Linked DNA regions of Homo sapiens: region 2 is linked to region 1. The links are chromatin loops, found by intact Hi-C in ENCODE. Cell type or tissue: heart left ventricle. All regions are shown on one strand.

Region 1 (2,500 bases):
TACTATAGCTGTTTTAGAATATTTGAAAACTTCAAAAAAGAAAATTTAGGCTGGGCACGGTGGCTTATGCCTGTAATCCCAGCACTTTGGGAGGCCTAGGTGGACGGATCACTTGAGGTCAGCAGTTCGAAACCAGCCTGGCCAACATGGTGAGACCCTGTCTCTACTGAATATACAAAAATTCGTCGGGTGTGGTGGTGGGCGCCTGTAATCCCAGCTACTCAGGAGGCTGAGGCAGGAGAATCGTTTGAACCTGTGAAGTGGAGATTGCAGTGAGCCGAGATCACACCACTGCACTCCAGCCTTGGTGACAAGCAAGAATCCATCTCAAAAAAAAAGAAAAGAAAATTAAAACTGAGAAAACCAGTATGAATATTTTGGCAGTTCCTTCTAGGGTTTTCTCTTAATTTCCTTTTGTTTCTCTCTCTCTCCTTCAAAGCACACATACACTTAAATGTACACAGTTGAATTGGTACTGTTGATAGTCTTATATCCTGCTTTTTCCACTTAACATTACTATGAGCATTTTTCCATGTCATTAAATATGCTTTGAATATGTTCTTGGCCACATAAAATTCCATCCTATTGATGCACCTGTTTTCTTTTAAGCAGAGACACATGCTATGCTTTCCAGTCATGGTGGACTCTCAAAAGCCAAAGAAAATACCTTGTGCTGATCTACCATAAGCCTCTTATAAACATCCATTTTTTATTTCATTTATTACATGTACCCATGGTACAAACGCACCTCTGGACACTAGATACAATCAATAGTTAATAAGCACTCTAAAAAAAATGCCAGTGAGCAGTGAGCTCTGTCCCCTTGATGATGTTTAGTCACCCACATCACTATTACAAGTATATAAGGTGTCAACAAGTGTCACAAATGCTTTTTCCATTTTGCGATAGCCCCAAATGAATTTCAATCTTTCAGGCACCCATCTCAAGAACTTCAGATTCTAACAGGGCAGTTTTGAGTTTTAATATTAAAACTTCTAATATAAACGCTACAAACTTACCATAACACCATCTTACTTTACACTTAGTTTTATGAATTTGAATAATTTTTAAATTATTTTATTTCAGTTTGTTTTCCCACCTTCAGTCAGGGGAACTGATTTAGCTTTAAAACAATCTGCCAGAAACTTTGGTTCTGACCTCTTTAAGGCTGTAACTAGTAGAAGTGATGTATCTTTAACACACACCAAGCATAAATGAACCCTTTAATCCTCAGGAGGGCACTGTGGAACTACGTTCTTAGGGTTGTCTGCTGTAGGAAGGTTCTTTTGTTACTCAGATGTGAGGGGTGCTGGGACAGGCCTCCACAGAAAACTTTTTTATTTTTATTTACTTTAAAAGACAAACCATAAAGATTTTTTTCAAATATGAAACTGAAATGTATATATTTCATAAATATTTTCATACTAAACTGAGCAAATTTAAGGATGATTAAGCTGTTTCTACTGGGAAAATCATAGGTAAGGAAACTGCTTTCACGTAGCTTTACGTACATTTGGAAAGAGCAAACCTGAACTGGGTTTTTAATCTTGTAATTTTTAAACGTACAATAATCAAGAGTTCTCAGCCCTATATTGATAGTATTTATGGTAAAACTAAATAGTTTTTTTTTAATAAAAAAAGGTATTTTAATTTGTTGACATAAAGTTGGCTTTTTTGTGCGTGCTTCTTACATGCCTTATTAACCCGGTGTGTTTAAACCAAACACTGTTCATATTTTTCCAGGAGGAAAACAAAACAATAAAAAACATTATTCAGATAAAATATTATAGGTTTATTTAAAACTTAATTCTCACCTTGAGTATGCAAAATACAAACTCCACAAAATGTTCATTTTACTTTGTAGTTTACAAATATACAAAATAGACGTTTGCTTAAATTTATATTACATATTTATTAAGGCAAGGAACTATATAGAAAAACACATTTGTTCTGCTTAAGGCATACTTGGGAATAAACCATTGTACAAATTATTGCACATCTGAAACCACAGTGCATAACAGACTGTCTGCATAAAAATGCTAAAGAAGTAAACCAGGTATATTACCTGACTTAGGTCATAAATGTTGATCGGAAGACAAATATAGATTTTCCTTGTCAAAGTATGCAGCAGTTTGAAAACTTTGGCTTCCTTGTTTGGTACCTTTAGAACCAAGACTCACCAAGCACCATCATTTAGGCTATTTAAACATGTTTTCTGTACCTGAATTTCTTCCTCTTCTTCTAACATCATAATAATGGCTTTTAGAAGGTAAAGAGAATACAAGGTGATCTTTTATGCTTATATTGCATCAATACACAATTCAAGGGAATTCTGGTCTTCCCTCCCCCAACTCACGGATATAATTTATACCCTGATATCCACAACTTCCAGTCACCCCCTTGGCATTTTGTAAGTCCAGGAATATTCAAGTCGGATTTAGAATTGGAATGATAGAAGATCCAGTCACAGACCCCATCTGTTCTTTGATTTTTGTCTTTT
Region 2 (2,500 bases), 280 kb after region 1:
ATCAGGGACGGCTTCCTGAAACAGGGACCATGGGGCTGAGACCTGAAGTGTGAGGGGGGATGTTCTGGGCAGTGACAGGGGAGCAAAAAGAATTCTAAGCAGAGACTCTGGTACATACAAAGGCACTGAGGTGTAAGACAGAGGGACTTGACAGGGAACTGAAAGCCTAGTTGGTGTGATAAAGAAGTGGTAGGCAGGGAATTTACAATCATCTGCAAGCAACCTACAGCTCTCTGAAATTTGTGGGGGCCTTGAATAATTTAGATAATTGTAACACGTCTTCCCTTGGCTTGACATCAAAGCCACCTCTTCCCAGCAGCTCCTGAAGTTGCTGAGGATGCTGGCTCAGGGCCATTTATCACCACCCTGGCTGGACTGGTAGCTGGAGTGGTGGCAGGCCTGCCGCGAGGCCCATGAGGCAGTGACGACAGTGCCCTGCAGGTACAGGTACTAAATGCATTCCAGGTAGGGCAGTGCTACAGCCTGACAACCTCCCAGGGGCCTCCACTGAAGGCAACAACAACACTTTTAGAGGAGAAGGTAATTAGCTTTGTTTGGCGAGACTTCCACGGATTCTGTGCTGTGCTAGTTACTAAATATTGTCTCATTTGATTCTCAATCATCCCAAGTAGAGGGCTTTCTCCTTCTCGTTTTATAGGAGAAATTTGGCTTCTCAGGGTTTTGCACACCTTGTCCTGGGTTACACGGCTGGGATTCAAATCCAAGCTTTTTCATATCTTTCCCTCACCCAGTACTGCTTCTGTGAATTCTGGTTGTGGATTTTAACTAGAATCACAATGGAGAGAAATCGCCTCTAAAATGGGCATATTGAATATTCCCTACATTTCATACAAAACGAAACTCATTCTTGGACCCCTTTGGTGGGCCTTGGCTTTTCCTGACCTGTTTTCCTGGGGGACTGGCTGGCCTGGTCATTTTCGGCAGTCTCTGTGCTGGGTCAGGCCATGCTGCCTTGGTGGCTCCTTCCTGCCTGAGGAACTATGGGGCCAGAAATGGTAACTCCTACTTATTTTTAATCCTGGCCTTTAACCCAAGAAAGTCACCACTGGCTTTTGGAACAGGCTTCCCCCAGAATAAAGGGAGGAGGAGATTAACGATTCAAATGGGGAAGTGGTTCAGCAAGGAGGAGAGCGGGGAGGAGCAGGGTTCCTGAGACCCACAGGGGTCTCAGGAAGCCTGGCTGGAAGAGGAATCCCAGAGGAAAACTCAGAGCATGCAGGAGGCTGGCAGTGTGCAAGGCCAGGGCGCAAAACGTGGGTGTGGCTTCTAGGGTAAGGGAGCAGGGAGAGGATGAAGGGGTAGGAGGCTGGGATTGGAGCCCTAGGAATAGGAAGTCGGTGAGGGAACGGTGCCTGGGGTGTGTTTTGGTTCTGCTTTCAGAACTAGAGCAGTGGTTTGGCTGCAACATTCAAAGACCTGAAAATATGGAAGCAGACTTTGGGGAAGAGGACTACTGAGAATAGCAGTAGTGAATACGGGAAGTGCTGAGCCCAGGGCTCCACGGAGAAGCTGTGGCTTCTTTCCGGAGCCTGTCAGTCTACAAGAAGAGGACGTCCGGTTCCAAACTGTTCCAGGCCTGCTAGGGTCATCCAGCTGGTTCCCTCTGTCTTTTGCTGAACGTCCTCACTCCAAACTTGCCCACATCAGCTTAATATACTTTGCAAACCTGAAGAGGACATAAAAGAAAAGTTGCTGTTAATTAAATTAATTGTGTATTTATTCAGCATGATTTGTTGAGACCTAATCTGTACCAAGTCTTGGAATTTAGAGATGAACTGAAACTCACTGCTTGATGCAATTATATAATATGGTGTGACTGGCAGTATAAAGATGCACATTCCCAGAGCTATGGAGCCCAGAGAGGGGAGAGGCTGAGCAGGCTCCGGGAGAGTAAAGGTCATTTTCCCAATAAGTTTGCAAAGATATGTACACCAACTTGACCAAGAGGAAAGCAAAGTTCAGGCCAGGCAGAGAGGCTACCTGTGCTGAAAGGAGGAAAGGAGACGAAAGTGTTTGGCATCATTGGGAAAGAGCCAGGATTGGGCAAAGATGAGGCCAGGAATATAACAGGGATGGGGGGCATGAATTGCAGGCTATAGAACTTGGATTTTATTCCATAGGCACTGAGAACTAAGGAAGGTTTTTATGTAAAAGGTAAATGGAATCTTAATACTATATTTCAGGATACCAAATTTAGCATGATTATGATGAATGATAATATTAATTATTGTAAATGATAGTGGTGATAAAAATACAAATAAATCCATCCATCGTAGGTCAAAAATGATGGGCTATTACTCTCATGATCATATTGCACTATATATGACTCCATCTTAGTGGACTGAAGCAGGAGATTCTCCTGCTGGCTTTGAAGAAACAAATTGCCATGTGGTGACCTGCTTATGGAGAGGTCCATGTGGCAGGGAACTGCGGGTCGTCTCTAGGACCTGTGGTTGGCCTCCAGAAAACAGCCAATAAA

The links. Peaks named below come from ENCODE experiments on the same cell type or tissue, not always from the same donor. Only the 100,000 strongest peaks of a DNase experiment are listed, where the experiment ranks them.
Region 2: a loop joins it to region 1, with 4 times the contacts of the local background. A loop is called at or near these places in 33 of 110 quality-filtered maps.

The regions. Positions count from the first base shown.
Region 1 is chr9:107,483,081-107,485,580 of GRCh38, forward strand. KLF4 (KLF transcription factor 4) reads right to left here. Exons shown (of 5, transcript NM_004235.6): 5 at 1,772-2,500. Among named protein-coding and RNA genes, the nearest start is that of KLF4, 5.4 kb to the right of the region's middle. In heart left ventricle, a CTCF peak has its summit at 1,235; no DNase peak of the experiment used is centred here; H3K4me3 peaks cover 2,001 bases; H3K27ac peaks cover 425 bases.
Region 2 is chr9:107,759,603-107,762,102 of GRCh38, forward strand. The region is part of intron 2 of LOC105376208 (a long non-coding RNA gene); the gene reads left to right. It overlaps LOC105376209 (a long non-coding RNA gene), which reads right to left. Exons shown (of 3, transcript XR_930230.3): 3 at 1,287-1,687. Among named protein-coding and RNA genes, the nearest start is that of KLF4, 270 kb to the left of the region's middle. In heart left ventricle, no CTCF peak of the experiment used is centred here; a DNase peak (open chromatin) is centred at 1,399; H3K27ac peaks cover 1,176 bases.